Linked DNA regions of Homo sapiens: all the other regions are linked to region 3. A link is a loop called in an ENCODE intact Hi-C map of the cell type or tissue named here. Cell type or tissue: IMR-90. All regions are shown on one strand. Links, peaks and the distances in the headings refer to the core of each region. The heading gives the core; the rest is flanking DNA.

The links. Hi-C counts contacts between places; a loop is a spot of excess contacts. Peaks named below come from ENCODE experiments on the same cell type or tissue, not always from the same donor. Only the 100,000 strongest peaks of a DNase experiment are listed, where the experiment ranks them.
Region 1: it touches region 3 in a loop (11-fold over the local background); 11 of 110 quality-filtered maps call a loop at or near these places.
Region 2: it touches region 3 in a loop (4-fold over the local background); 12 of 110 quality-filtered maps call a loop at or near these places.
Region 4: a loop joins it to region 3, with 12 times the contacts of the local background. A loop is called at or near these places in 7 of 110 quality-filtered maps.

Annotation. Positions count from the first base shown.
Region 1 is chr21:21,370,569-21,379,076 of GRCh38, forward strand. NCAM2 (neural cell adhesion molecule 2) reads left to right here. Exons shown (of 18, transcript NM_004540.5): 9 at 3,295-3,445. Among named protein-coding and RNA genes, the nearest start is that of LINC00317, 360 kb to the right of the region's middle. In IMR-90, for the core only: a CTCF peak has its summit at 3,600 (motif pointing left); no DNase peak of the experiment used is centred there.
Region 2 is chr21:21,916,854-21,925,361 of GRCh38, forward strand. No RefSeq gene overlaps it. Among named protein-coding and RNA genes, the nearest start is that of LINC01425, 170 kb to the left of the region's middle. In IMR-90, for the core only: a CTCF peak has its summit at 4,977 (motif pointing left); no DNase peak of the experiment used is centred there.
Region 3 is chr21:21,160,189-21,168,696 of GRCh38, forward strand. The region is part of intron 1 of NCAM2 (neural cell adhesion molecule 2); the gene reads left to right. Among named protein-coding and RNA genes, the nearest start is that of NCAM2, 170 kb to the left of the region's middle. In IMR-90, for the core only: a CTCF peak has its summit at 3,925 (motif pointing right); DNase peaks (open chromatin) are centred at 3,933 and 5,263; H3K27ac peaks cover 1,589 bases.
Region 4 is chr21:21,684,118-21,692,625 of GRCh38, forward strand. No RefSeq gene overlaps it. Among named protein-coding and RNA genes, the nearest start is that of LINC00317, 49 kb to the right of the region's middle. In IMR-90, for the core only: a CTCF peak has its summit at 4,960 (motif pointing left); no DNase peak of the experiment used is centred there.

The sequences.
Region 1 (8,508 bases), core at 1,512-6,511, 210 kb after region 3:
GCCCCAGAACCCAGCAAAGTGTCTATTACATAGCTGCGGTACATACATAGTTCAAACTCATAGTTGCTACTCAGGTGGTAAATCATATATCAAAAATAATCAAACATGAACTCCAGGGCTAGACAACCTGGTCATTCAGCTGCTAAAGCTTATAAGCTGTGGGATGTGGGCTAGTTATTGAATATTTTTCAATTTCCTCATCTTAAAATGGAAATACTAGCCTCAGCCTCATAGTGATGTCATGGAGATTAAATACACTAGTAAATGTAAAGCTTTTTGGATGTTGTCTAACAAGTATAATTTATCATATGTATGTATTGCCTTTTATAATTATTACATTCAATTCCTATTTGTTGAATAAATTTTTTATTTTATTATCAAAGAAAAGAGAAAGACAGGAGGACCTAATAAGAAAACTACCTAAGTGAAGAACTTTGATTGCATGTATTTATCTTTCTGACATCATTTACACTGCTGGGTGAAATGGTAATTATACAAGAGGTCAGCTCATGAAATTGAAATAAGAGGAAGATTAGAAAGCTAGGAGCAAATCCAGAGGAAAGAACATTATTGCTAATAGTAAAGAGAAGAAACTTACAGGGAGGGAAAACAGTATTTCTGTTTAAAATTCTTAGTATGACTGTAGAAACTGGTGGATTTGATACATTAAAACAGTTTTGAGAAGGTAGTTTGGATAAATTAATTCTAATAACCTTTGGAGAGTGTTGGTTTTTCTGTCTACATATTTAGCAGTTATGCATTGTCTTTACCTCAGAGTATTTGAAGTTGAGTTTACTTACTCGATAGAGAAATAATGCCATTAGGAATGAGGCAAACAGAATACCTATAGAAGGCATCCACAATGGGGTGCATATTCTTTTGTGTATCTGCATTGATCTTGCATTCTGCCTATGGTCCCTATTTACCTGTCCATCATCAGGAGAACCACATGACCCCACTGTCTTCTGTGCGTATTCTTGCTTCTCTCATATCTTTCTTATGTCCTCTTAGGGCATCTGCCTGGAATTCTTCCCTCAACACCACCCTTCTTTCACTATTTACAGATCACAATCCACACTTTGGTTTGTCAGGAAACATACCTACCCCATTCCTCCACTTACTCCTAGAAAGATATAGTTTGCCTACCTGGTGCTTTTCACATTTATTTGAATTGTACTGTAAAATTAGTATCTATCTTGTTTGTTTAACTTTAATGCCACCAAGGGTAGAAACTATTACAGTTTGCTCAGCACTGCATCGCAGTGCCTGGTTGCTTATTGTAAAATAAATGCGCGTGCACACACACACACACACACACACACACGCTCTGACACAAAATAATTGTTGAATGGTTAAGTGAGATGATCCATCAATCTCCCAAAAGGCCAAAGGATTTAATGACTCTAAAAGTGTTCCATGACACAGTAGAAAGAATAGAAAGTTTTGGAATACTGGCCACCTCAAATGTGCTGTGAACTCTAATTGGATTCTAAATTTGACAATAAACGTCTAGTCAGGTGAGGCCACAAAAAATAACCTATAAATAATGACACATTATATAATTTCAATTGTTTGACAATTAAAATTGTCAACAAAAACTTTTAGTTGCAAATAAACTCAAGAAGTGGTTATCACATGGATATTTGATTAAGGGATTTTTGAAAGGACAATAAACTCTAAAAATAACCATATTATAAAAATATTGAAATACCATTTAAATAAGCAATTCTTAAACTGACCTTCTAGAAGGGCAAAGAACATAACATCAAATCAAATTTCAGAGAGTGCGTTTTTGTAAAGGATGGAATAATAATGTACAGTCAGACACTTTGTTTTCTAATCATCTTACTTAATTCAGTGATAGAACCTGGAAATACTAGATAGACAGCAAAAATGCTCATTAACCTGTCTCAATCAAATATCAGATGTCTTAAATGAATCTTTAGTAGGTGTTGAATCAGAGCCAAGATATAAATGAATTTTCTTTCAGATATTTGTAATGCGTTTCTGTAGCACAAAGAGACATGTCCTTTAGAATGTCAGAAACGAAAATAGAAAATGACCTTGGACTTTTAGTGCAAGTATTTGACTCAAATGCATATTGTGCATCATTACAGAGCCAGTGATGAACCTGAGAATGGCTTCTAACTTTCCTAGGAATCACACACTTGGGCACAGTGTCTGTTTTTCCAGAATTTATGTTAATAATTTCAGGTATATTGATAATAACTTTTAAATGCAAACATTTTTACTAATAACATCTATATACACCAATAGTTTTTCACAAGTCAAAGCCATGTCATGTATAACAGGTAATTACAAGAGAACATGTTTATTTTCAAGCGAAGATCATGTAACTTTAAAATTTACTTTTCAATACTGTGAAATAATTACGTTTCCTTTATAAAAATGAATAATTTGCTTTGCATTATTAATAATGTATTTTGTTGTTATATTCCAATAAAGTTAATTAAGTACAAGTGCTTAACTCATAGTAAATAATAGCTGAAGGAGTACATTTTCTTTACTCAACTGCATGTAAATTTCACTATAACATAATTTGCTTTCTAAAAATATTAGAATATACTGTTTCTGTCCTAGAAATTTAAGTGACTTTTACGTGAAGTACCATAAATATTTTCTTACATTTGTTCAACTATACTATCACACTATGGGATGAAATCTGAAGTTCCAGCAAGACTTTAGTAAAAGCAACTTATTCCAAGAAAATTATGTAGTTCAAATAAGTCATAATTATTTAGGCAATCAGGAACTATTTTTAATACAATATGAAATTTTGCCAGTAACTTAAAGGATAGAAAGTAGGATGTTGCCATGTAAATATAGAGAGAAAAAAAGGGGAAAAGTGTAAAACACGTCTGTGAAGAGTGTTTATTCAAAGCACAGGATATTGTGGAGAGTACAAGTAATTCAAAATAATTGGAATTGACGGTATCCAAATTGTAAAGTGTGCTTGGACAGAAAGGTGATACCACATGAGAGATCTTTAAACATCAGGCTGAGTGATTGGGTTTTGTTTGGAGTCATTGAAATGCTTTTTATCATTATACAGCCAGGGTACAGGAAACCTTCATGAAGCTATGAGAATGTAAAAAGTGTGCTTTTTAAAAAAAACTTATTCTTAGCTATACAAGAAATACTTTCTACATCAGGAACAGTTTCTTTTTTCTTTTTGCCAGAGAAACATGGGAAGTAACATAATGTTATATGTTTGGTCACCATTTTGCACACACAAGCATAAAATCTTTCTTTTTCCTGAATCGATGTAAACAGAGCCTGGACGGCCGTATCGAAGTCAAAGGGCAGCATGGAAGCTCATCACTGCATATTAAAGATGTGAAGTTGTCAGATTCAGGGAGATATGACTGTGAAGCTGCAAGCAGAATTGGAGGGCATCAAAAGAGCATGTACCTTGATATTGAATGTAAGTTACTTTCCTTTGTATTTTCATTAAAATAACTTTGCATGCTTTGAAACATATGATTTTTCAATAAAGACCAAAATATATATGTAGTTCACATTTCAGTACTTAATGCATAGCTTTAGAGGAAATATAGGAATCATTCAGTCAGTTATTGGAGACATCTAGTGGAAATTACAGGATATTTCACAGTGCTGTATATTTCATCATTTTGATATTGCTTTTCCTGAAAATGGTCTTTCTTTTTTTGCAACATTGAACTCAAAACACAGTATCAACTGAAAAATATTAATTATCAGTAATTGGTCGATATCACTTTAGATTTTTTATTTCTTTATAATATTTATGATTATGTCTCAAATATGTAGTGTTTACATTTCTTATTCAAATTGTTTTGTTAGGCTATTTTACATTTTCATAAACTATAAAGAGTATTTTAAATGCAGTGAAATGTACTAATATGCTGTCTTATCAAAATAGTGTTTATTTTCTGTCTGGAAGAAAGGAGCATGACAAGGATAGTTTTTAAAATAAATTTAAAAATGTACATAACCACGTGAGTTTTGGGAAATGGGAGGGCTAATGTAAGTCAAGCTTTCACAAAACCCCTCTGGTCACTGCATGGAATTTAAAAATAATTTGGTATACATGCTATTTAAAAAGGAAGAAACTTAACATCATTCTCAATAAATATTTATGAAGCATCAATATTGGAGAGTCTCTGATGCTTGAAAGGACATAGCTGTTCTTAGTGGAATGTATGAGATATTCTTATTGACAAAATATTTCTATTGGAGCATGTCTAGTACATTAATATTGATAGAATGCAATGGTAACTGTGAAACAAGATGCATTCTCTTATCGAGAATGCCTTCAAAAAGAAAATATTTTCTCAAGAATAGACATAAGTTATCCATATTATTTTACATTTTATAGACTGTGCTTGTCAAGAAATTCATGGAAAGACCAATCAGAAACTTCTAAAAGAAAAAAGGACTGTTGTGGGGTTGGGGGAGAGGGGAGGGATAGCATTAGGAGATATACCTAATGCTAAATGAGGAGTTACTGGGTGCAGCACACCAGCATGGCACATGTATACATATGTAACTAACCTGCACATTGTGCACATGTACCCTAAAACTTAAAGTATAATAATAATAAAAAGGAAAGAAATTCCCATAATAGGATAAAAAGAAAACAAAAACAAAAACAAAAAAAAAAACACCCACTGATATATTTGTTAAACTATACAATTCCTGGATCTGTAACAACCTTTTTAAAACTATTCATACAGTTGTTGGAATTTACTAAACTTCGTAACTAAAAGAAAAAAAAAGAAAAAAGGATTATGAAAGGCAGTCAACAATAAAAGGCAACTTGATTCTGACACAAATTACTGACTTCATTTGCTGATATTAGGCAGCTTCTAAGAAAGCCACTTTATTTCCATCACACTTTCTAAAAAAATAAAAATGGAAAGCATTGATAATATTGAGAACACACAAAGGAGGAAGTGATGCCAATAACTTACTTAACCTTTTTCCCTTAATAATTTTTTCTACTTTTTTCCATTATTACAGTATATTTCTTTTTCAGACCAACAACATCATTAGCAAATTATAAATACTTTACACTTTTACAGTACATTTGTTATATTTTTAATTAAAATTTGTTTATTTAAACCAAAATTTACTTTATGATTTTTTTTAATTTTTCTAAATGTGAATCTAAATGAAGAAAAAAAAAACTTAAGCATGCCAAGATATGATTTATATGAGACCTCCTGGCCTCTTCCACTGTCCTACAAAAGTGCTAGGCTGCTAGGCAACATATTATCTTAATGAAACTATATTTAGGACTTTTATTCTTTGCATTTCATTAATATTTTAAAACATTTGCTGTATCATAGGATTAGTACTAAATGTCTGTTGCAGGTCCTCAGAAAAGTGGAGTTTATGAGAAATGAACACTATGGATATTTCCAAAGCACAGTAAGGCAGAGTGGCTCGTACAAGATATGCTAGTATTAGAATAATAGGACTAGCTAATATGTTAATTAATAGTGTGTTATGTGTCCCTGAGTCCTCAATTTCCTTAGTTATAAGATAAGAGGGTTTAAAGAAGAGACTGTTGGGACCTATTTATACTCAAGCATTTAAAGATACTTTTATTCAAGCGTATCCACATTCTCCAGAGATGCCCTGGGATTTCTGAATTATTGTCCATGCATGACAGCATAGGTATTTGTGTGAAACAAATGAAAACCGAAATTAAGATTATAATTCATATATGTTTATGTTGTAAAACCTCACTGAAAATAGTTTTAAAAACCATACTAGGTCCACCTTAAGCTTCAGGTTTTGTGCTGAGTGATAATGGACACAAAGATGAATAAAACATAGCTCCTCCTTTATTAGAAGTCTACCATCAACAGGAGTTTAAATTAAACCGCAGCATGTATTCAGATTTCAAAGTGAGAATGAATAAAATATCAAATTAATGTAAAATGCTAATACATAATTACATGAGATTTTTAGTTATTGGTTTTAGCTGGGTAGAAAATAATGGGATAAACAAACAACTGTATATTGCAATTTGAATTATTTGCTCTTGTAATCTATTAATACCATGAATTAATAACTTTAATACGAAAAAAGTACATTGGGTACTTTATTTTTCAAGGACTGATTTCTAACAAAGTACAAGTTGCTTTTGATCACATTGCATTCCTTCTTTATAAGTTTAAATATTGGTTTATGTTTCTGCTTAATTATTCCAAGGTAAATGTGCAGACTTAAGCTCACCAGAAAATTATGTAGTTTAGTTTATCTTATTTAAACAGGGATGAAAGGTCTTGTTTTCTAAAAGGATGTTTTGAGAATTATTTGAGTATCCCCTGAGATTATTATTGCCGCCATCTTGATTAGAGGGTAGCTAGATTAATATACATTGAAAAAAATTTTCTTACTATTAAACTTTCATGTAAATATAACTACTTTTTGTTTTCCCTAAGCATTGATTATTTTTCTGCAAATATTGTTGAAAATGAGTTGAATGGCTCTTATAACACTTGATCATTTTTCCTTTTTTTCCAAAATGAAACATTCAAATTTATTCTACTTGAGTGGGGATAATTAGAAAAATAAATATCATCTCTTGTTAAGACATTATTCAAATATATTTAAGTACAATAAAAGCCCATATATAATGTAAAATATGAGTTTTGACCTATGTATACACCACTAAATCTATAATAATCATCAAGATAAACATTTACATCACCCTCAAGAATTTTCTCAAGTCACTTTAAAATCTATCCCTCCTTTTTACAACTATCCCTAGGCATCCATTTATCTACTTTTGATCACTACAATTTAGTTTACATTTACATGTAAGAATGTATATACATAGAGTCATGCAGTATTATTTTTAATTTACTTTATTATCTTTGAAATGTACTTATTTACTTTTATTTAGTTATAGTTGACAAATAAAAATTGTATATATTTAAGGTGTACAAATGTGATGCTTTTAAAAATTTATCATTAGTATTATTTTTGATTGGCCAACAATAATTGTATCCATTTATGGGGTACAATGTAATTTTTGTTATATGTATATAGTGTTAAATGATTCAGTTAAGCTCATTAACATGTCCATTACCTCACCTACCTTTTTTATGGTGAGACATTTAAAATTTACTCTTAGTTACTTTGAAAAGCACATTATTGACTGTAGTGATCCAGCTATGCAATAACTCTCAAAACCTATTTCTCCTGTCTATCTGCCTGTCTACCCTTTGATCAATAACTCCCCATTTCCTTCCTTCCCATGCACCCACCCCAGCCTCTGCTGACATCATTTTACTCTGTTTCTGTGAGTTAAACTTTATAAGCTTCCACAGTTAAGGAAGATTATGAGGTAGTTGTCTTTTTGTGTTTGGCTTATTTAACTGAACACCAGTGTCCTCTAGATTCATCCATGTTGTGCAAATGACAAGATTTATCATTTTTTAAATGCTCAATAGTATTCCACTGTGTATCTATACCACATTTCCTTTATCCTTTCATTCATTGGTGGACATTTAGGTTGATTCCATATCTAGGCTGTTGTGAATAATACTGTCATGAACATGGGACTGCAGATACCTCTACCAGGTACAGACTTTTTTTTTTTTCCTTTGGGTATAAACCCAGACAAAGGATTCCTGAATTATAAGGTGGCTCTCATTTTCTTTTTGGGAGGAACTTTTATACCACTTTCTATGATGGCCATGCCAATTTACATTCCCAACAAGTGTTCCTTTTTATCTACTTCCTCTTCAGTACTTGTTATTGTTCATCTCTTTGAATAAAGCCATTCTAATGAAGTGATTTTTCACTCTGGTTTTAATTTGCATTCCCCTAATGATTAGTGATGCTGAGCACTTTTTTAGGTACTTGTTGGCCATTTGTATGTCTTCTTTTGAGAAATATCAATTAAAGATAATTTGCCCATTTTAAAATCAGGTTGTTTTCTTGATATTGATTTGCTTGAGTTATTTGTATATTTTGAATATTAACCCTCTATCAGATGTGTGGTTTGCAAATATTTTCTCACATTATTTGAATTGTCTCTGCTGAGCTTTCACAGCTGGCATACATTCGCATGTATATGTGTGCATCAATAATTTATACTACTTGTTCCTGTTATTACATCCTACAGATATAACAGAGTTTGTTTATCTAGTACCTATTGATGGACATTTTACGTGTTTTTAGTTATTGACTACTATGACAAAAAACTTCTGCAAAGATTTTTGCAGATTGTGTGGATATATAAATACTATTCTCTGGAATAAACATTTTTGTTTGATTTCTTCAGGTAAATTTTTCAAAAGCAAAGAATTATAATTTTGCTGTCGTCTAGTTTATTAAATTTATCAAACTGGACTTTTACATGTTATACGGTTCGTGTTTTTTCTGAAAAAATATTACCTAATTTAAGGCCATGACAATTTATGTCTAAGCTTTCTTTTTAAAGTTTTGTAGATTTTGGTTTTACCTTAGGGCTGTTATTAATTTTGA
Region 2 (8,508 bases), core at 2,371-7,370, 760 kb after region 3:
ATAATGAACACTGTCTCCCAAACTCTGATTGTTCTACAGCCTAGGCTGGATATAGATGTTCTGTGTGCACCACAGAGATGCTTGCCTCAACCAACAACCTGAACATGCAAAGAAAAAGCTACTCCATATGTCATCCCTGCCTCTTCACCAGGTTTTTGTGTCTTCGGGTTAGCCTAAGAGGAAAAAGAACACTTAGTTTCTGTAAGCAACAAGAAATACATCAAAGGAACAGTCTTGCAAGCCAGGAATGCTGACATCAAATAATTTTCTGTCCCTCTGCAGACTAATCAGTCATGATGAGCCAGCTTTGAGCAAAACAACAGGAAGGGGAAGGAAGTGAGCCTCCAGGCCGCCCAAATTGGTTCCTCATCAGCCCACCCTTTGGTGCTTGGGGTATCATTAAATATAAGCTTCACAATTAGTTCTGATTGATGCTACATCTTAATGGGTTCCACAGTACTGTCTGAGAATAGTGTAGTTTTCCAAGTGTAGCCTGGTATGCTTGATAGCCAGGAACACCATTTGAACGATATTAAGGAAACCACAAAAAACTGGATTAGATGCAAAAGGATTGATCCCACTTTCTGAGGAATTTGCCTTATGAGTCATCACTAAGATTGCTTGTTATAAAATATTTGGAGAAAAAGATAATTATTTACTCTCAACCCACTCCCCTGTCATTTCCCAGGTTTGAGCAAGTATATGCTCACAGGAACTTAAGTCTGTCATGACCACTTGAGAATGAGGCAGTTGATTGATCAGTTTTCTGAAGTGATAATTTCTTTGTTTAGTTGTTGGTGTCATCCTAAGTGACCTCTGGGGGCAGAGGAGGGTGGTCTGAAAACCAGCTGAAACACAAGTTTACATTTGCTCCAGGTACCCTTGATAGGAGCATACGATCTGTCTATCCATCCCCTTAGATCAAAACACCCACTGGATAAAACTTTTATCCATTTTCAGACATTGCAGATGAATGAATATGTAATGGCTTAGAAAGAGTCACAATTCTCACAATCAAAACTACAATGACATATATTGCACCCCAGTTAAAATGGCTTTTATCCAGAAGACTAGCAATAACAAATGCTGGTGAGAATATGAAGAAATGAGAACTCTCATAAACTTGGTGGGAACGTAAATTAGTATATCTGCATGGAGAAGAGTATGGAGGTTCCTCAAAAATCAGATTTGACATACACACAGAAAAAAAACAGAACTATATTATTCAGAAGAGAAATGAACTATACAATTCCTTCTCAAATAAGGAAGAGAAGGACTCTATTTGGTAAAGGAGTGGAGTATGGCAGGAGGCTCAGCTGAGTCGGAGGAAGCCACACTGCCAGGTGTGGGAGTAGCCAATGAAGACAACAAGCCAAAACGAGAAACAGTCAAGCCTCCCATCACTTATTGCCATAATACAAGCAAGAGGCTAACCTGGAGAAATCACCATTTCCCCTGTTCCGTGTCCTCCCCAGGAATGGCACCAGAAGAGGGTCAGGAGGAATAGTTCAGGCGTGAAAATTATATCAATTGAAGTGAGACCGGTAGACCTCTCGACATATAACGACTCAGCGATTCCATCCAAACCCCTGCACTAAGAGATGACCAAACTCTAGAATGGCTTCTATAATAGCAGTATAAGGCTGTGTTCCTGGGATGACCCCAGCTCTCCCCCTACTCTACATCCTCCCCTTTCCCCTTATAATGTCGGCCTGAGAAAGCTCAATGTTGCCAAATGAATTTACTATTTGTTCCATCAAAAACCTGCTGATAAGCAGATAGGCTGTGGAAAACCATCTTGGAGAAGCTACTTCAAAAGACTGCTCCATTCAGGCTGCTATAACAAATACCATCGACCGTGTGGCTTTTAAGAAACACAAATGTATTTCTCACCATGCTGGAGGCTGGAAGTCTGTGATCACAGTGGTGCCTGTTGAGAGCCCTCTTCCAGGTTGCAGGCTGCGGTCTTTTCATTGTATCCTCACATGGTGAAAGGGATAAGGAGGTTTTCAGGTGTTTCCTTTGTAAGGGTTGTAATCCCATTTATGAGGACTCTACCCTAATAATCTCATTAACTTCAAAGACCTCACTTCTTAACACCATCATAGTGGGAAAGAGGTCTCAACAAATAAATTTTAGAAGTACACAAATGTTCACTCCATAGGCAGCTTGCAATTATGTATCTTTTTTTTTTAATCTCTTGTAATGGACGTGAAGCTAACACTCTAAACTGTTTCTTCAAGGACCTGAGAGCTATCTCTGAAATGCAAACATTCAGGGAGATAACTTGTTCTTTCACCCAGTCTCTGTGGGAGGACGGGGACTAACTCCTGTGGGTCTGTGCCTCCTTGTCACCTGTCATTATCCCTAGGTGATGAGATGGCTCACTAGAATTATCTCCAAAAAGCAAAATTAAAAATGAAACAGGGTACCAGGATGAGTAAAACACAGCTTATCTTGGGTTTCTAGTATCATCTAAGGGAGTTACTGAAACACACTACTAATGCCTCATGATACTAGATAAAATTTATTGGGGATAAATCAAGAAGGGATGTAGCACAGTGCATGCTTTTCCTTATTATTCTACAGCCTTATGTTGGACATAGTTGTTCTTTATGCAGTTTCACTGAGATCACAACAGATATAGTTTGGCTCTGTATCCCCACCCAAATCTCATCTCGAATTATAATCCCCGTGTGTGGAGGAAGGGAGGTGGTTGAATCATGGTGTTGGTTTTCCTCATGCTGTTCTCATGATAGTGAGTGAGCTCTCATGAGATCTGATGGTTTTATAAGTGTGTGGAAATTCCTCCTTCACTCTCCTCTCTTGCATGCTGCCATGTAAGATGTGCCTGCTTCCCCTTCTGCCATGATTGTAAGTTTCCTGAGTCTTCCCCAGCTGTGAGTCAATTAAACCTCTTTTCTTTATAAATTATTCAGTCTCGGGTATGTCTTTATAGCAGTGTGGAAATGTACTAATTCACCAGCTAAAAAGAGTATGTTTGGACTAGTAGGAGTGAGAATACCTCAACAAAGAGAGCAGGCTCTGTTCCCATCCTATGTTGCTATCTCTAGCATAAGCCGAGAGGTCCTAGGTAACACCTATTTTTTTCCAAGAAACCAGAAAATATATCAAGGAATTCCTAGGCTCAGGAACATATCTAGGAAATATGCATAGTGAGTATCATGTCTATTCACAGAGGGCCTAGAGAGCAGCTTTGCGTGGCAGGAACACACAGATCAGCCAGAGGTGTCGTCTCTCTGCAGAACACTTACTCTAGTGGAGCCATGTCTCTGCTCAGCTTCCGACCTGGCTAGGAAATCATATTCCAGGGTTATTACAATTGCTTTCTCATCATATAACTATATTTCTCCCACATTTTTACTATAGCCAGGAAAAAAAAGTCAAGGTTTAAAAAAATGACATATTCTGTTTGAGTTTCGATTTATTTTTAGTAGGCTAAAAAGAACTTCCATATTGTACTTGACCTCAGTTGGCGTGTTTATGTAAAAAACAGGGCTCTTTCCACCTTTTATTTATTTATTTACACACTTATTTATTTATCAGTTCAAAGTCTTTTGCTATGTGTGAGTTTACTTTGAATGATGTTGGGGACAAATATAAATAAAGTTGTAGACATTGAGAATTTTAGAATAATGTGGGACTCAGTCCATAAGAAGGTAAGAACCACAAACTATATAGGGAAATATAGACATAAATTAGACAATTTCAACACTTTATTACAGTAGAAATACCTAGAGAATGAAGTTGAAAACCATGAAAGAGAAGGAAGGACCTGCTTGAGGGAGGAAAGGGTGTCAATAAATTCTTAAAAAGAAAATGCAACACTTGAAAAAAAGATAAAAGAAGCAAGCACTTTACAGATGGATGTGTTTGGAGGTGAAATTTTAGGCTGAGGAACAGAATTAATAAAGACTTGACATTAAGAGAAAACATATCACTGGAGAGTTTAACATACTTCATAGAATGCCTGGAACACAGAGTGTGCAGAGAAGAGAGGGTTAGTGATGAGTTTAATGGATATGCATGACCTCCATCTTGCCTCACTAATAAATTTATCTTTGAATTTTATGTCATGGTCAGTTGCTGGTATATTTGATGCAAAGAGAAACCAAAATAGAATTGTATTTAGAAAGAACACATGGGCAAAATATGGAGGATAGATTAAAAGAAAGTGAAATTAGCATTTGAGAGGCCAACTGGGAGATGACTCTAGGAAACCAAATAGGTGACTCTTCCTTTGAATAGCTTTCCATTTTTATCACAAATTCACAATTTGTTACCCATTTGTAATTTTACATCAAGTCACAATTAAATTCAACTATAATAAACAGAACTCAAGGGCCAGTGTTTGGCAGTGAGATTAAGAACTAAAAAAAAACTGAAACAGAGCAACAAGCATATAAATATATAAATAAATGGAAAGGTCAGAGTTAAAAAGAGAATATGCAAAGTGGCTTGGAGTTTTAAAAATTCAAAGGGAAATTCAGTCAATGAAAATAAATTAAAGCCAAAAAGGATTATGAGCAAACTCTCTGAAGTTAAAGAACCCGCCCTACACACTCACCATATTTGTAACATTCTTATCCTTTTATTACAGCAAACATTCAAATGAAACCATTAAAATCACTGCCACAGTTTGATTGCAAGACCTTATCAAATAATGGATTTGACATTATTTATCTTCAAAGACTCAACATTCCGTCTAAAGCCCTGAGGCCTTGAATCTCCACTGAAGCTATAGATCATCTTCACAGATATGACTTTGATCTGATGACCATCTTTGTGAGGAAATTTTCCTTTAACTAGTGTGTGTCCTAATTAAAACAGAGGTATCTGCTGCGATTAAAAAAAAAAATCAAGGCATTTCTTACTAAGATTTCATCTGAAATACCTTCATGGTCAGTGGAACCTCAGAGATCCAGGTGCATTATACCTGCACGCTAATGTTTTGGCTCCCCCTGGAGGATATTAGTATGTCACAGAATTTACTAAGTGACAGAGTCAAAGCTAGTTTCCCACAAGCAATATAAAGTTGAAAAGATGAAAGATGAAAGGAAACAATAACAAAAAATAGGGGGTTCTGATTATATGATAGAATAACTGGTACTGAATTTGCCATCCCACAATAAACAACTTTAAAGCTAGACGGGGTATTTGAGACTAATGTTATTAGTCAAAAGAAAAGAGGCAACAAAAGACTGATCACTGAGGGAAGGGAAAATCGGAAGGCAAACCTCAAAATCACCCTGGCTCCTGGTGAAAGTATCCTTAAAAGTGGCAGAGCAAGCTGCATTCTTAGCAGGGCATGGTGTTACTACTGGACCCAAGAGCAAAAATCAGAGTTCAGATCAGCAATCTTGGATCTACAGGGCAAGACACTGGAAAGGAGGTAGTGTCAAACGGTTGGTAAGGAGGAGGCAGAAATCTTTATGAGGGCTTCCTGTGATGAACGGCTTGACAGAATGTGCGGAGCAAGAGCGCATGAAGCTTACAGTGGAGCAGTTTCAGCCAAATGTAGAACAAAGCAACAGAAATAAGAGAGGTCAGACAGTGCTACAGGGACATCAGAGGTCTAGCTCAGGTAAAAGGGAAAGAGATCGTTAATCATCTCTCAATCTCAGGTCATCAAGTCAGAGACCATGGAAATGCTAAGAGTTTAGAGTAGAAACAATGCCCAAATCATACGTATTAAAATGAGAGACACCATTAGGTTAGAAGTAAAATAATAAGCATAAAAATCCTAGTGACTATCTTATTACGATACAAGTAGACTTTATAAAAAAAGAATGAGTCAAGAAATAAAGACATTTCATCATAATAATAAAGGAACAATTCATTAGAAAGACATTATTTTCTAAATATGTATACACCTAAAAACAGAACTTGAAAAATGCATGAAACAAAACTAACAGACAAATTCTAAAATTTGAGGACTTAACATTTCTTCTGTCAGTAATTAATAGAATAAGTAGAAAAAATACAGCATGCATATAGGAGATCATAACAACACTATCAACCTACTTGACCTAATGAAGATTTACAGAAAGGTATGTCCAACAATTACAACTCTACAGGCTTTAGAAATACACACAGAAAAAAACATATTTCGGTCCATAAAACAACGTTCAATGCATTTCAAATTATAAAAAAATACAGTGTTTAGCCTGACTCAAACTGTATTAAATTCAAAATCAATAAAACAAGAAACAGAAAATTCCCCAATATTTGAGAATTCTATGACACATTTCTAAGCAGCCCATAGGTAAAAGCAAACATCCCCAAATTATTTTTAAAATATTATAAAAAAAGGAAAACTCAAAATATTTAAATATATAAGATACTGCCTAAATAGTTCTTAGAAGCAAGATTGTAGATTTAAATGCCTATAATTTAAGAGGAATAAATTTTGAAAACAATTGTAGGAGCTCCTACCCAATAAGCTCAATAAGAACAAATTAAATTAAAAATAATGGGCAGTAAATAATAAAAATAAAAACAGAAGTCAATGAAATAAAAGACAAGAGTAACAAAAACAAAAATAAAGCAAAGTAACGTAGTTCTGTTGAAGGTTTAATAAAGATGATAAACATATAGTGAGATTAATAAAGAAATATTTTAAAGAGAAAATTACCAAAATAAGAAATAAAAACCAGGATATCAAAAATTGATCATTCAGATATTAAAAGGTTAAAAGAAAACTTTATAATAACTTTGAGTACTTGGATGAAATTGACATATTTCTTGAAAAACTCGACTCTACAAAATTAAAGAACAAACATAGAATCTAAAATGACATATATCTGTTAAGAATATTGAGTTAATGATCAAAACCATCTCAAATATATACAAATACGTATATATTCCAAACAGAGAGGGTTTCAAAAAGTACTTCTTTATAACATTTAGCACTTGGAGTGCAGTGTAGAAAACTTACCTCCCTTCAGTTTCCTGTACTTTTACTACTTTTAAATAACATTGTCTTGAGTATAGGATAGTATTATAATTTCTCTTTTAATAATAAAATGTTATAAAACTCATGGGGAGAATGATATACTGAGTTCAATAGTGTCTCTCAGAAACCAAAAACCACAGAATGTGGTCATATTTGGAAATTTAGTCTTTGCTGATATAACTAATTTTAAGTAATAATGAGGTCATGTTGGGTTAGAATGGGCTCTAATGTGATAATTGATTATTTTCAAAAGAATTGAAAACAGAAACACAGAGACACAGACACAGGGAGAGTGCCATGTGGCTATGGAGATGGAGACTGGAGTGATACACCTACATGCCAAGGAATCCCAAGGTTTGCCAGCAACCACCAGAAGAGGCAAGGAACGATAAGAGAGAACATAGCACTGCTGACATATTAATTTATGGCTTCTAACCTCCTTCTCTCTGTGAGAGAATACGTTTTTGTTGTTTTATGCCACCCATTCCACGGTACTTTATTACAGCAGCCCTAAAAAACAAATACAAAGTTTTGCACAGATAAGTACGATGCGGCTGTTATAAATATCAAAAAATGTGGAAGTGGCTTTGGAATTGGAAAATGGATAGAGGATACAAAAGTTTTGAGGTGCTTGACAGAAAAAGCCTAGATTCTCTTAAAGGAACTGCTGGCAGAAATACAGATGTTAAAAGTGATCTAGTGAAGACTCCAAAAGAAATGGGTACAGCTACAGAGAATGTTCTCACATCATTGAGAACGCATATATTGTCACGAACAGATTGTTGGTAAAAATATGAATGTTAAAGGTGCTTCTGGTAATGCCTTTAGAAAGCAATGAAGAATGTGTTATTGGACATTGAAGGAATCCACGCTAAAAAGTGGCAGGAAATGTGGCTGAATTATGTACTGTTGTTGGGTAGAAAGTAGAATTTGTAAGTGATAAACTTAGATATTTAGGTGAGATTTCCTAGCAAAGTGTGGAAGGTGCAACATGGTTTCTCCTTGCTGTTTATAGTAAAATGTGAGAAGAAACAGATATGTTGAAGAAGAAACAGCCAAGCTAAAAGGAGCAAGCATTTGGCGATTTGAAAAATTCTCTACTTATTCAGACAGCATGCTCCAGAGGCAGGATCCAAGTACAACCATTTGTTAAAAAGGCTAATCATGGGACTTATGCTGCCAAGCACTATATTAACCTCTCCTAGTTGAACTGGCATCAGTTCAGAAATATTGAATCTTAAATTATTTTCCCACAAGTCCAAGTCCTTGAAGGGCTCTTCATTTTCCTTCCAATGTTTTATCTCTCCATTTTTCAGATTGGGTAAATTCTACTGATCTGTCCTCTAGTTCAATTATTATCTCCACTGTACTCTTGAGCCCTTCCATCAAGTTTTATTTCACTGTTTTATATATATATATAATTTCTGTAGCTTCCATTTGCTCTTTTTTATATTGTCTACCTTTTGCTATATTTTTAAATTTGTTTCAAGAGAATGTCTAATTGTTGAAGCTTTTTTTTATTACTGCTGCTT
Region 3 (8,508 bases), core at 1,607-6,606:
GCGTGTGGACATCATGTGGACAAAAAGACCAAAAGATAATGAATGAATGTTTGAAATAAGCATAAACAGTAGCTTACTTAGTAATGCCACTGATCTATATGCTTCTATAATATATAATTATCTATATACTTCTTTAATATAAATATATTGTTGTAGCATAAAATACTTGTTTTCAATACATTGCCATTGCAGGCAAGAATTTTACCAATTAGATTTCTAGTGAGTATTTGTGTTGTATTACAACTAAATATGAGAATGGCTATTTTATTAAAGAGTAATATTTATTTATTACAAAATATCCTAAAGTCTTACAATATTTTCTAAAATCTTTAATTTGAAAAAGCTTAAAATTAATTTAACAAACTTTAAAAGTGAAACAACTTAGGGACTATACTGCAGTCTCATATCAGTAAAATTGGATGAATCTCATCTGTGAAATCATTTCTTTATTTCTTACTATTTACATTTGGAAACTTAAATTCTATGCTATAGTGTTGTGTATGCAAGACAATACTGAGTATGGTAAAATTTCTAGGACATTGTATAAAATGTGAAGATACAGTAACAATATGACTTTATTAAATGGAGTATCTGCATTTCATATACACCATGAAATGTGAAAACAAGGACCCAATATCATAATTTTGATATGCAATGACATTCTGCTTTAATTATTCTATTTAATTGTTTGTTCTTGACTATATTATATTTGAATGAGCCCTATAGCACTGAATAATGTTGGAGAGATTTTTCATCCAGTCTAAATTATTGAGTTCAAATATTTCAGTATACGTAAGATCACTCCATACTGTAACAAAGAAGTCCCTGAAATAGTGATTGAGAACTTTGGACTATTAATGTATGTTTAGGTTTCCTGTTGCTATCTAGCACACCTCTGCTACAAAATGAAGGAATAAATTGTCCTGTGAATTAATTTAAACAAGAAAAGTTAGATCCTTGAAAAAATTTATAACACATGAATATTATTTGCGAATAGATAGGAAAAAGATCAATAATCTTAAGACAGAATGAAGATTAGGGAAACCAATGATTATAGAGAAAAAAAGATAAAAAATTTTAAGACGGAAAAAGGACTAAGTTAGAAATACAATGTCTGTAAGGCATTTGGTGCATTTTATTTATTTATTTATTTTATTTATTTATTATTTCATGTATTTGTTCAATAAACACGAACTGTTTACTATATGCCAGATTTCAGATTAAGCAATTGTGTGGTAGGGTTGTTTTTTAATATATTCACACCTAGATTGCCAAAACGATTATTTCAGATGATAGCCCACTGAAGCTGGACTTAACAACAATCTCATAATTGAGAATTGTTGAGAAATGTGAGGGATTGCAGTGCTCTCATTTGTGTGTGTGTGTGTGTGTATGTGAGAGAGAGAGAGAGAGAGAGCAAGATAACATGTATAGGATATATATGTGTGTATTTAAAAATATTTATGCAATATCCTGTGTCTGTCCTATTAGTGACATATACATGTGATATATCCATATATGTATATATATCTATTAGTGTTACTGGAAGGACCAATATATATGCAAACTCCATAGAGTAATTAGAAGAGCTAGGGAGCTGAAGGTGCACTTAGTACGTAATTGATAATTAACGCAGTCGGGCCAGGGGAAGGCTAAATGAGCAGAGATGTTGCAGTAGTCATGTCTATGAGGACAAGAAGTAGGTTATTGGGTACAGTTTAGGTAATTTTGGAATAATTTCTTTCAACGATATAATGGATTGTAAAATAGTTAAAAATATTTCATTTCATATTTGTTTCTTATTCACTCTCTGCATTATAGCTTTCAGAAATGAGGATTTTTGACAAAAGGGATTCTATACTAGGATCTTATTGTGTGTGTCACTGAACCATTTGATAATGTATTTAGAGATACTTATTACTTTGTTGATATTCCCATATTTAATTCACCTCATAGTACTTAAAGAAAACTTTATTTTGCCACATCCAGTTACAGAAACAAATTCAGGGAAGGATTTACTTCACACAGATATTTATCTGTAACACACTTGAAGTGTAATTATATTTTCACAAAATAAGTTCTAAGATATGATTTCAAAACCACTTTATAGAATGAATGACAACTCTACCGGCAAGTTAAGAAAAATATTTTTCCTATTAAATACAAAAATAAAATGGGTCATGAGTTTGAAAAATATACATAAAACATAAAGATGAATGTTTGCTGATTCACCAGGTTGTAAATTTTCATGAGCAGTTGTGCTTAAAACTTTGTTTAAATACCAGTTTAGCAAATTACTAGCATAAAATATATATCACAATTTACATATGACTGTGGGCTGTTAAGAGAATGGAGTATATTTGGATCAGCAGAAATTCTGTATGAAAAAGAAAGGTCCTCTCAAGTTCGTACAATTTGTCTCCACACATTTAGTGAAAAAGTCCAAAGTGTGCATTACTATATTCCAGTCTTATGTTTGACATATGTACTTAAATGATTGCAGCCATGGAAAAGAAAAAGAAGTTCTTGGTGATGATTGGCATGTATCATGGTTCAGACAAAGACCTGTAAAAAAAACCTGTCAGATTACCCAAAACCTTAGGAAACAAGTCATCGTTATTTCTAAAAGTTGCCAACATCAGCACTGATCCGAAATATATCCGTTATTGGTGAAGAAACCGGATTGATGTTTTATCTGTCAAAAGATATCATGAACAGTAGTTTAAGTTTGCCACTTAGAAGAAATTTGGCAGTTCCTGTGAGGAGATAAAACTGCTTTTATGAATAAATAAAAAAAGGGAAGTCCCAATTGCTTACTCAGTCCTTGTGCTTAAAATAATGAAGAGTCCAATTAGCATATTCTTTCATCCCCTTTTCTAAATACTAATGTTGAAGCAAAAAGAGATGTTCATATAATCATGTATTTCTGTCCTTGGTGTACAGCATTGAATTAATGATGTCAGGAATACAGACTAAGGAAATACATTCAGCAATTCCACTGAAGAAGCTTACAGTGCAGTAAAAATAAAGATAAATGCATTACATTCAGTGTTGACAGCCAAAATAGAGGTCGGTGATTACCTGTAGGAGAGAGCAGGTTGAGGTACTTCAAAGGCAGTTTACTGAAAGAAGGGAGGCTCTAGAGGGATGTAGGAAGGTAGAAGAGAGATGAAAAGCTCCAGTATTATCCAGAGTACAGCTAGTTTGTCTGGCCTTCTTCTCTGCTTTGCTAAATATGTTTTAATTAATCAGCACTCTTCCCTCTTGAAAACATTTTCGTTTGCTTTATTTTTTTTTGCTGAGGTTATTATTTATTGTTAGATTCAAAACATTGAATTGCCACAGTTTGTCTTTGCTATGCCTGTGTTGCTTGATATAACGTACATGAATTAAGCATTAATGAATTAGATCTTTTAAGAGTAGTTTTCTGTACAGTTACCAACATGACATGATAATAATAGTTTCTTGTTTGTACTTTTGTTTCTATTTGTTTGCTGAGTGTCAGGAACCGTTCTCAGAATTTACATGTGTTATCTATGTAATCATTACTAAAATGTTAAAAGAGAAATCACCATCATCACTGCTATTTTTCAGATAAACAAATTGAAGTGAGAAAAACTTAAGTAAATACAAAAGTTTCACATTTAGTAAGGTGGGACTGAAATACAATGCTATTTTTTTACTCCCAGAGTCTTGTGTTCTAGCTAATAATTAGTACAGTGGGACCAGTTTGGGTTCTGATGGCCCCAGTTTTCTCCTGGCCCAGTCTGTCTGGATTAGACCAATGCAATGGATGAGAATTAATAACGATTCCTGGAATCACTGCAAGTGTACTTGGAAGTCTCAACCAACATCCCAGGACCTAGAAAAAAAATCTATTTATATTTAGCAAGACTGGACAGCTGCCACCAGGTGGCACTAAATTCAATTAAAACTAGATGGCTGCAGTAGCATCCCTGATCATCCTTGGCTGGGCAAACTCAGCCTTATTTTTGCAGTACTGTAACTTACAGAATTGAAATATTTGCACTCCAATTGTCTTGCTATGATGGAATTTTCTGTATTTTTATTTGACATTGAAAAATATCTTGAAAATAGAGTATTACAATTTCATGGATGATTACAAATACTTTTTTGGAAAAACTATAGAAGTTTGACCTTTTGAAACAAAATGTTAGATTTGCAAAGAAGTTGAAAAGCCACTAATTTTAAATGTAAGGAATGACTGAATTACCTTTGCAAGATATTTGCAAAGAAGAATTGATATTGCCTGACCTTTCTAGTGAGTAACATAACCCCGAGAGACTAACTGGACTACCTTTGGTCAGATGACAGAAGTTAGCAGTTATCAAATGAGTCAAAATCTGTGTTTTCACAACTTTTTTGTTTCTCTACAAGGTTCTAATTTTAGAAACATCATAAAACCAAACGAGGCAATTACAAATTAACTTTTCTTCAGATTTTTTAAACCTATTATGAATTTTAGTTAAGTTTAAGTTAATTTATTGCAACTTCCATGCTTGTTATTTATTTTTTAATTGATTTTCTTATTGAAGAAATGTTAATTGAGTGATTACTCTATGCCTGGTGTTAGGGGTCAAATAGTGAATCAAACAGATAAAAACTTTACCAATGTAGGGTTTACTCTCATGTGAAGAAAAGACAGTTCACAGATAAATAAATAGAGTGACTATCAATTGTGTTAGTTTTATACATGCAACATGTAAGGGCTTAAGGTAACTATAACTACAAAAATTGATTGAATTTGTATCATATACCAGGCACTATCTTAAATGCACTGTTGTATTTAATTCTCATAACAGCCTTGTTTGAGTTTTGTTTTACTCCAAAACAATCCTTGGTTTTGGCAATTCACTAGAAAAACTCAGAGGACTCAGAAAGCCTGTGGTATTTATGGATACTGTTCATTCAGGGAAAAGATACAGATCAAAAGGGCAAAGGGAAATGGCAGATGGGGCAAATAGAAGCCAGACATACATTTCTTAGTGTCTCTTTCCAGTGTAATGACACTAGGACACACTTAATTTTCCCCTAAATGATGAATGACAGCACATGCAAAGTGCTGTCCACTAGAGTAGTTCCTCTGAGCTTGGGTGTCCAGAAGTTTTATCAGAGTCCCTTACCTAAGCATTTAGCACCCTCTAGACTGATTGAGCTACTCACTCCAGCCTCCTTCCAGAGCAAAAACAGATGTTCACATTAAATCACATGGTTTATCCAACTGCTACTCTGACCAAAGGCCTCAGGCATGCAAGTACTGGTGGCCAACATAAATACAGTGTGGCCCAGGGCCTCAAGCATACATAACCACGCATACTCTTACCAGGGAGAATATTCTAAGGAATAGGTTGTCTCTGAAAAGTCAACCAATTCTTTCTTTGGAATGTGCAGAGTTGGGGTAACCGAGGCCTGCTCATTTTTTACCTATTCCACCCATCTGGCCCTTGGCATACACTCTCTTACAATAAAACTATCATATTTTCCTGAGCATTTATATTTATTATAACATTTATATTTTAATCACATTTATATTTAATCACAGAACAAATCAGTAAAAATTACAGGTGTATTTTCCCTGCCTTCCCAAATGAATTGGCCCTTGTACATATTCAGGATATTGTTATAAGTCATTACAATTCATTATCTCTGGGTTATAAGTCATTTGGGGTCAAAGCAGTCTTTGTGCCTTGGTCACAGGCTTGTGCTAAGATTGCTATAATTTAATTTGACTATGCTATGAGAGCTCCCCATAACCTTTCCTGTTTAATGATGGGGCCATTCTCTAAGGGAATTGGGACCCCCGCTGTGATGCCTATTGCTTTATTCCCTGAGAAACCTATTGTATTTTTCAGGTCTGCTTAATAGCTTTTCAGGCACCAAAACAAGGCAATACATATTTGTACAAAGAACACATTGGCATTTAGGGCATACAGCTTCCTGTTTAGTACATTATAACCTGGAGCGCCTTTAAGCATTTAGTCATCAAGACTTATATTATTTATTTATTTAATTTTTTGAGACGGAGTCTCGCTCTGTCGCCCAGGCTGGAGTGCAGTGGCGCCATCTCAGCTCACTGCAACCTCCGCCTCCCAGGTTCAAGCAATTCTCTTGCCTCAGCCTCCTGAGTAGCCGGGATTACAGGCGCCCACCACCACGCCCAGATAATTTTTGTATTTTTAGTGGAGACGGGGTTTCACCATGTTGGTCAAGCTGGTCTCGAACCCCTGACCTCGTGATCCATCTGCCTCAGCCTCCCAAAGTGCTGGGATTACAGGCGTGAGCCACCGCGCCTGGCCTGGTCATCAAGACTTATACAATGATAAGTTTCCCAGAAGTTGTATACCATCATATTCTCTGATGGGCCATTTGCAATAGATGTAACCAGAACAATAAGAGTCAGGAGACTCTTGCTAGAATTGCTACAATTCCACTCAGTCATTAAAAGTTACTTACTTTTAATATTATACATTGCTAGAGTTCCACCCAGTCATTAAAAGTTATTGCAGATCATCATCACATTGTGTGACCACATTGTTACGCAGAATGATGCCTCTAGGTTTACCAGATTTTTATTTGAATTTGCTAGGTTCAAATAAAACCACTCTCTTCCTGCTACATGGATTCCCAAGCAGTAATTTGTCTTTCAACATATTGCATCTCTCTCAAAAAGTTTGGTGGAATAGAATCTTTCTGGTCAGTCACAAAATTCAGACTAAACGCCATTTCATCAACTTATATTGATAACCTGTATACAAATATTTAAATATTTTACCATAACCTGCTGACTACCCTTCTCTAAGTATTGCTTTATCTCCAAATTATGCTATTAGTTTTGTTGTTTTATGTCCCTTCTCTTTCTTTTATGTGATTAACCTTTATGTAAATGGCTTTCTAGATTTTTTTAGTTGTGTTTTGGGGGTGATCTGGGAATTACTACTGGGTGAGTGGGTGGGAATTAAAGTGAACGTTCTTGTGTTGTTTGCAGAGAGGACTGCCAGTTTTCTCTCTCTCTCTCTCACCCTCCCCTTGAAATCTATTGTGCTTTATTATCAGATCGCTAAAAATTTTAGCCATGATTAGATGTAGATTTTGAAGAAAAAAAGGATAATCCAATATATCTGTTTACTTCTATATAATGGTTTACTCTTTGGTTTTAGTTTGAATAGCATAAAAGAGATATTTATAATATATTTTTCTTAAAATTTTATAAGCTTGAACTTCAGGAAACAGAAAAAAAGAGCACAGTTACCTAAAGTAAGCATAATAAAACAAATACATCAATGAAATTTAAAACAGGAAATCAAGAGAGAAAAATCAATGTTTAATAAGATTAGATAAGAGTACTAAGATTGACAAACTTCGTTCCATTCAGGGTTCCTCAGAAAATAGAAAAAAGAAACAGATGATTGATATCAGGAATGAAAGTGGAGGCATCACTACAGATCTTATGGACATTAAAATCATAAAGGAATATTGTAAAAATTATCTGCTTACGAATTTTATAACCTACACAGAACACACCAATTCCTTGAATGACACAATCTTCCAGAACTCACAAAAGAAACAGATTATCTGACTAGGCCCTTATTAAATAAATTGAATCCGTAAGTAATACAAAATAGAGAGTGCCAATCCCATATAAGTTCATGGGTGAATTATACCAAACATTGAAGGAAGTAATTACACTAATTCTCCATAATCTCTTTCAAAGTATAGAAGCAGAGGGAATCCATCCTAACTAATTATATATGGTCAGCATTACCCTAATACTAAATTACATGAAGATATTATAAGAAAAAAAACTACAGTCCAACATAGCGCATAAACATAGACGCAAAAATCCTCAACAAAATATTAGCAAATAGCATCCAACAATATATAAAAATATTTTTACTTTACAACCGAGTGGGACTTACTCCGGGTGTGTAAGTCTGGTTCAACATTTGAAAATCAATGATTACATTTCCTCATATCAGCAGGCTAAAGAAGGAAAACACAGGATCCTAGATACAGAAAAAAAATCTAATAAAATCCAACACCCATTCATGATAATAATTCTCAGCAAACAAACAATAGAGGGTAACTTCATCAGCTTGATAAAGAACATCTACCAAAACCTACAGCTAACACCATACTTGGTGTTAAATTAGAGCCTTCCCATTAAGATTCGGGAGTAAGCTCAGGATACCCCTTCTCATTAGCGCTTTTCATCATTGTACTGGAAGTCCTTGCTATGCAATAAAAAAATAGAAGAAAGGAAAAGACATACAGACTGGAAAGGAATAAATAAAACTGTCTTTCTTCACAGATGACAGGGGTGTTTATTTAAAAAATCCAAAGAATCAGCAACAGAAACAACAAAAGCTTTCTAGAATTAATAAGCAATTATAGCAACGTTGAAGATTATAAGGTTAATGTGTGTCAATTACTTTCTTACATATTAGCAATAACCAAATAAAATTTGAAACTAAAACACATTACTATATT
Region 4 (8,508 bases), core at 2,173-7,172, 520 kb after region 3:
GATCTCATAAGATACTTCTCAATATTATCTTTCTCTTCTGCTAAGCACAATGCAGTGCATGAGGTGTTCAGTAAAGAGAGAAAAAGTGAAAAATGAGAGAGCTGTAAGTCATTTTAATTACTACATAAAATTAGGTTTGGCATGATATTTAAAATTACAATTTAATTTGATTCAATGGTCATGAGCTAGTGTCATCAGGACTGCTCAAAAAACCCCAGGGGTACTTATAATGAATAATTATCATACCCTGACCCCTAGGCAGGCTGTTCTTAGGTTGTGAGTGTCATGAAATGAACCCTGGAGGTGATATTAGGGAAAAGAGAAAAAATGAAGACAGCTTTTTTCTTTCTCTCACTAGAATAGTCTGCTGACAACAGGCAATTAAAGTTCAAGGATATTTGAGAGAGGAAGCCCATTTTAAATATGGAAGAGAAAGTTGAGTGATAGAAGGGTTAGATAAATTGAGTCCAGCAGTACAACCTCAAGAATAAGTTCTGAAAGGAAATCCTTGTAAACTGTTTGGTTTTCTTTTATAGAATCACCTAAGTTGGTCACCATAGAGATGACACAAGCAAAGACAGTCCTCTCTTCCTCTAAGCTTGCAAATGCCTTTGTAAGAATGGACACCAGCAAATTCCACCCCCAAAAAGAGAGATATAATAGAAACAGAGCAATATTGTCAAACACCAGGACTTCTGATCTATGTCCCAGCAGTAGTGGTAAAAATGAATCAAGACAACAAATGTAATTTTTTTTCTTTCTTCCTATAATATAATTGTAGATAAACATGAGAAGTCATATATTATTAGGTCAGGGTTAAGTAAAAATGATGCAGCATTCATTTTCATTCAATTTAATTCAACAAATACTTAGTAAAAGTCATGTGGTAGATACTCTACCAATATTGTGGATACACAAAAGGAGTTAATACATAACCTATTCCCTCAAGAAGATGCATTTATTTGTAGTTAGAAGCCCCAGTACTATGTGGAAATTCTATATACTTTTATTCCATTCCTCTTTCTACTCTCTTAGGTCATTTCACACTTTCTCATTATTATTAAACTTCTCAAAAATCATTCTGACAAGATAACTCATAAGTTTCTCAGAACAGAAAATATATAACAAAATGAATGTGTGAATGAAGTAAAATAATTTCAATATTTCTGTGTAATGCAAAAAATCAAAAAAACAAAGTTCTCTGGTTTTCACTTAATTTGTTTGGCAAATAGCTCTTATTCTCATAGCTTATTCATTTTTACAGAAATATTGCCATAATTCTGGTTGCTCTTTTACACTAACCATCACAGAGGTAAATGAAAAAACTTTTCTTGTGTAATTTCAGAAGGTAATGCCTTTTAATGTAACTCTATATTTTAACATTTTGATTTTAGAACAGAGCTTTAGTGTTGATAAGGCATAATTATATACATGTATTAATAATTACACACATGTAGAGGTATTATATATAATGGAAATTGAATATACTCTACATAAAAATAAAATTATAAGCAAATGAACATTATTGAAATGCATTATTAGTAAAACTGATGCTGTAGGTAAAACTAATTATAATTAAAATCAAAATATTTACTAAACCTACTTACTCCTATAATTTGCGTTGCTGGTTAAAACCCAGCTATAAAAATTTTGATCAAAAATTTTTATTTTGTAAATGATCTGACACAGCATAAATGTTAATCACATTTCTTTATTTTATTTGCAGATTAATTTGAGTAATTTGAAAAATTATTAATGTTACTTAATTACTCTCAACACCTTACAGTGTCTCCTGTAAGCACTATTGGTGATACTGAATTTAAGTTACATTTAACAACTATCAGAAAATAGTTTTTAAAGTAAAAATTATGATTTGGAGTTTACCAACTAAATCTTGTTAGCTTTCACTGCCTCTATTGAGAAGAGCAGCAGTTCTTATCTTCCTCCTTTTTCTTCTTTAATTAACAAGAGATTATTTGTATCATAGCCATAAAATCAGTTCAGGTCTTACATGAACGACACCCCTGACTGCAATGGTGTAGTTTATTGTATTAGTCCATTTTCATGCTGCTGATAAAGACATACATAAGACTGGGTAATTTATAAAGAAATAGAAGTTTAACGGACTCACAGTTCCATGTGGCTGGGGAAGCCTCACAATCATGATCGAAGGCAAAAGGCACATCTTACATGGCAACAGGCAAGAGAGAATGAGAGCCAAGTGAAAGGAGAAACCCCTTATAAAACCTTCAGACCTCATGAGACTTATTCACTACCACAAGAACAGTATGTGAGAAACAGTCCCATGATCCAGTTATCTCCCACTGGGTCCCTCCCACCACACAAGGGAATTATGGGAACTGCAATTCAAGATGAAATGTGGGTGGAAGCACAACGGAACTATATCATTGATCAAAGCATTATTGTTTTCTCTGATAAACTGATCTAGAAAGTGCTGCTTGTGATCAGCTTTGGTGACCATGATCAGTGAAATGGTTAAGGAAATCTACAGATTTTGTAGGTTTGTGCCTTGACAGACGACCGGTATCTGTTTCTCTTTTCATGATGAAGTATCTAACAAAGCTCTGTCCAAAATTTTGAATTTCTCGTTAAATGCATCATGATTATAGAACAGAGGTTACAATCAATTATTCAGTCACACAATCACTCTCATCAGTCATTAAGGTGCATACCTGGTGTTCCAGTTATTCAGTGTGGTATAACAAACTACCTGGAACTTAATGGCTTGAAATAGTCACCATTACATTATGATTGTCCATTCTCTGCATCAATAATTAGGATTTGGCAAAGAGGGAATGGTTTGTTTACAGACAGACTCCAATGTCTGGGAATAACTTGAAAATATAAAGATTTCTTTTTAAAAATGTTATCTTTAAATTTATTTTTATTCCATATATTTAAGGTGTACACAATGATGTTTTGATATACACATGAATTTGGATCTATGTTTTAAGATCACCGTCTGTATCTGGTGAGGGGTAGGAGAGAATAGAAGAATGCTGCTAGAGATGGCTCCTTAAACAGACCAGAGAAAAGAGTCTGAAGTAGTAACTTAGCTAGCATGTTTAATCTACATAGAGTATAACTAGAAAATAGTCATATTCTAGGTTGAGATACAAGAAATGGGATGTGTAAGAGAAAGATAATGAAGATGCAGATAAATTCTCCATTTTCAGTGTTATTTGGTTCTACATAGCATATTGGTAAAAGACTACAACTACTTATTTTTCTCTTTATGATAGCATCATTGTAACACATTTTTTAACCCAAATGCATACATGATTGTAGCAGTTTGCTTAATAACTCCTTTTTATTCTGAGGCTTCCCAGGCAAATGCTAAGTGAACATAAAATGAATGTATGTTATCTACACATTTAATATAAAAAATAAAATAAATGAATGAGTGGATAAATGTAGAGTTTTTAAAACATAAATGATTTAATGCATTCAATAAAACATTTTTATTATAAATAGTTCAGGGATAATTTTTAATTCCTTATTTCCCTAAAAATAATTCAAGATCATTATTATAAAAATATTCAACAAACCACTAATCATAGAATTAATATGAATGTAGTAATCCCTTCTGTACCTTGGAGTCAAAATCTACCACATAATTATTAGGCAATTAATATTTTGGAAAAAAAGTTTAAATATGCTAATTAAAGTGTTTGTTTTTAATTGTAAAGGGTCATTACCAAGTAATGTGCTGGTAAGTGTCACTTACAAATGGTTAGGAAATGAAAGTTATGAACAATAAAATTAGTTCAAGTTCATTTTTTGTCTAGGAATATTAAATGCTTTATCATTACACTTAGTTGTAACTTCACTTCATCTGACTCCATATTAATGATGGCAGGGATTTCAGAAAAAAATAAGTATGATATTCCTCATGGATTGCTCATCAGAGATATTGATTATGCTCAATTATTTCCTATAAAGGCAGGATTAAAGTTTATGAGCACAAATGAGAGAGCTTGGTTTACTATACTGAACCTTTACTTGAGAATATGTATATCATATATATATGTAAATTTTTGTTGCTGTTCAGTGTTATTTTGGTCAATTTAAATAGTCAAATATGGTTATTTTCTGCTAAAATATCAAAATATCTTAATCCTCTGTATTATTATGATCGTTCATTCATTCAAAATTTCTTGAGCACCTTTTAGGTACTTGAAATAAACCACTAAACACAACAAAAGTTTCTTTCCTTCTCTTGTAGAACAACAAACACAAAATAAGTAAATTATATGATGTGTTTATATGTGATAAATATTATGAAAAATAGAAACATTAGATGAAATAGAGGTTTGGGGAGTCAAGGATGTGTATCATGGTTTATAATTATAAAGATATTGATCAGAATCAATACAGGCCTCATTGGGAAGATGTCATTTGAGCAACAAATAAAAGGAGGAAAAACACTGATTTGTGAGGATATTTGCAAGTTCATAAAGCAGAAGTGTGCCTTCCCTGTTTGCGAAACCTCTGAGATGTTGGTAAGCCTGAAATGAGATATTCAAGGAAAAGGTACTGAGGGAAAGAGGATGGTAGAGTGTGCAGATATATGTAGGAAACTGTGGGCTACTGTGAGGAATTTGCTTATACTCTGACTGAAATATGGAGCCAGTATTAGGTTTTGACATGATCTGACAGAGTCACTCTAACTACCGGGTTAAGTGTAGGTTTGTAAGAGTGGACTTAGGGAAATTAATTAGGAGGCCATTGCAGAAATACAAACGAGATGACAGCGTCGAGGACCAACATGTTAGTAATGGAGGTGGTGAGCAGTGGCCATTTTCTGCATATTTGCAATGTAAATGCCGCAGAATTTCCTGGTGGATTGGAAAAGAAAAGAGATATGTGAAAAAGGAAAAAGAAGAGTCAAGAAAGAGGCTTGTTTGGGCCAAACGAATTGGAAGGGCCGCGTCGCCATCAGCTGGATGCATAGAAGACTGCAGCGGAGCAGGTGTGGCAGGGAGTGGTAGGGAGGAGCAAAGCTTCTGTTTTAATTAAGTATGAAAACTTACCACATATGTGGAAGTTTCTGTTCATTCAAAAAATGTTTTGTTTGTTTTGGTAAGGCTAACACTGATTTTTTTTTAAAGCATTTGGTTTAATAGTCATAGAATTGAGTCCATTTCTATCAGAGCATTGTATTGTGGAAAGAATTTGCCACGTGACTTGTTTTGGTTCATGGAAGAAGAGATGAAGTAACCCACGCCTTGAAAAGTGCTCACCCAGTGAGACTTGCCCCACTCTTCTCTCTGAGATGCTTTTTTGTCATTGTATGAACAGGTCGGGGATAATATTTTAAAAGATGAGAGACCACTCAGAGAAAGTGCCTGAGTGTCTTAGTTCCAGCTGGACCCTGGAGGGAAAACATCCAAGACCACCCAACCCCGATCAAACAAACAAACCACCTAGCCAAGTAACAGTCAAAGAAAATCTTGTTGTTTTGTTACGTGCTACTAATTTTTTGAGGGAAATTGCGGGGCACATTGTGACGTAGCAAAGGTTAATTGATATAAATACCAACCAGGTTATTTATCTAGTTAACGTCATTGATATTATAATCTAGATGATTACAAAATCTCCAATTCATTGAAAAAAGATGTAACTTTTGAGACCAGTAAGACCTGACTTTGAATCTGGAGCTTGATACTTTGCAGTTGCCTGACTCTCATCTCTTAATTTTGCCGCACTTGATTTGGGCCCTAAGAAAAAAATGGGAACACAACCTTGTACAGCTTTTGTAGATGAAATAAACTTTATAAATAAAATATATTCAGCATATACTACATGCTCAACAAACTATTATTATTTTATTAATTACATGTCATTATTTAGACATCATGTAATGTACTTATTCTGTTTTTTACATTTATATTATTATTCTTATTTTTAATATTTTGCTGTCAAAGCTTTAGAGCTTAGTACTGAGATTCTCAACTGTCATTAATTACATTTTTGAGCATTTTAATAACATTTTATGGAATTCCAATCAGCGTTGCAATTCCTAGAAAAAAAATGATTATCTTGCTTCCTTCCTTGTATATGTACCCATAGTTGATCTTTCTTTCCTGGCAGAACTGTGGGGAAATTGAGTGGCCTTTGAAGGCATTCATGACAGCATCTGTAAAAGATTTACAGCACTTAATCTGTCAGAGATTTGTCCTTAGAATTAAAGAGCAGTAGGATATCTTTAGACCACAGGTCGCATGCTTAGTTACATTCAAAATATCTTGTAAAATTAGTTTCAATGTCATCATACTAATGCCTATGTCAGCTTTTTAAAAACAGTGGCAATGATATACAGCCACCTAAACTTTGACTGGAGACTATAAAATAGATGGAGTGGTCAAATTTAGTCCTAAGTAACCTTTTATTCAATGACAGTAATTACTTATTTGAACCTTTAATTCATTTAAATTTGCTTGAACTTTCAAGTGACTACCCACGTATTTTCCATTTTGACAGATAAAATTCAATGACTAATATGTAGAACAACCTACCTAATGCTTTGGTGTGATTGACAGTTAAAAATCATAAAGCACCTTTTCCTCTGACAGATTTGAAAAGCTAAATCTTTAATAAGATCAATTTACATTTATTACTTTTTTCACTATTTTTACAGAAACATTCTCCAAAATAACAATTAATGCTCCATGAATGAGATTCAAGAGATTTGGGAAAACATGAAAATGTCTTGTATATATACACTTTGCTTGTGAGAATTCCAAAGTTTTCATCATTTTTAAAGTTTTTGTGTGTGTGACCCTGGTGAAATTACAGTCACTGCTTTAATGACATTGTAAACATCTGTTAATCAAATAACAAGTGATCTTACCAAAAATATATTACAAATGTATCGCTCCAGTGAAAGAATCATATAGAAATATTCTTCTTAATTTTTCCTCCCAAATGTTTTTCTCTAACTCACTTGCATCGGTTATAATGTATGGACATATTCATTGACATAAAATGGATGTATTTATTGAATAAAATCCTTTGAAATGGTTTGCTTTAAGCGGGCTGCTAAAAAAAATCATGTTTTAGTTTTACATTTGTATTTTTGTCATTTCTCGTAGAGCAGATGACAAATCAGCCATCTATTGGCTCACTATCCCGAATTTTGGAATAGTGACTTTGTCCTTGAACACATTCTCTGAGATTGTGGTAGTGCAGCCACATTTTCGCCCAGAACTAATACTCAGAAAGTCGATGGAATTGCACTGTTTTTGAGAGCTTTCAGTCAGGTTGCTATGGGAGTGATTATAAGGAGTAAAGCTTCCTATGGTTTCACTGAACTATTTGAACAGACTCCCTCCCAACTTACTTGCCATCTCTCTGTTACTGTATTTATCTTAAAGTCTAGCTCTATACTAACCTGAAAAATCTTGCTTTAGCTATAGAACCACAACATTCTTTCTAAGTTTATCAATTTAGACTCCTTTAACTTGGAACCAGTGGTCATCCAGATACAGAATAGATGACTTATGGCAGATTTGTTTAAAAAAAAATTAAAGCAGGTATAATGATATCTGCAATTAACCTGTAATTTCTGTTTTTGTAGTTATTACTGGCTGCCATTTTTTTTTTTTTTACTAATTCTAATTACAGGTTGTTCTCAGATTTTATCAGTAACGCTTGACCAATTTACCATAAATGATGATTATTGAGATCCAGTGTCACTTTCTAATCCAATAGATCTTGGATGTAGCCCAGGGATATGCATATTTTATGCGTTTCCCCTAATGAGTCTGCCTCTGGTTTTCGGAAGATCCTGGTTTGAGAAAACTGTTTGAGAATTTAAGTTGGGTCTCTCACCTAAGAGACTGTTTCTTTTCCCTAACCTTCATAAATTGCAGTCAGCAGATATATCCAATAAATCTTGTACAATCATGGAGAAAATTTAAGGCATACTTTTAGAAATGAGGATTCTTGTTTTTGTATGTAAACTTTCATGCTGTTTATGTCACCATTCTCCCTACTTCTATTTTTTTTCCATGGATATTCAGGTTTATTATTATTTAGAATCAGAGGATAGTACAACTGGAAGAGACATTTATAATGATGTAATAATGCCTCAATTACATATGAGAAACTTGAGCCTAGAAAAGATATGACTTTTACTTAAAAAGTAATGACTTTTATAATGTCATTTACCTAAAAGTTATATATAATAATACTAGTTTTATTAGTAAAGATAGATTTACTGGCACTTATTTTAGTGCTATTTTTACCAGATATTTTTAGGATCTTGCTATTAGAACTTTGTTCAGTGATAAAATTTAATTTTACTTTTAATTATGGAGCAATACATGCTTGTTGTAAAAGCACGAATATTTCAAATATTCCACAATAAAGAGAAAATAAGAAGTAAGTAATGTTTCTTAGTTTTCCAATGTTAGTGTTCAGAGATAAAGTATATTTTCCATACTTTTTTTTTTTTTGAGTCAGAGTCTTGCTCTGTGGCCCAGA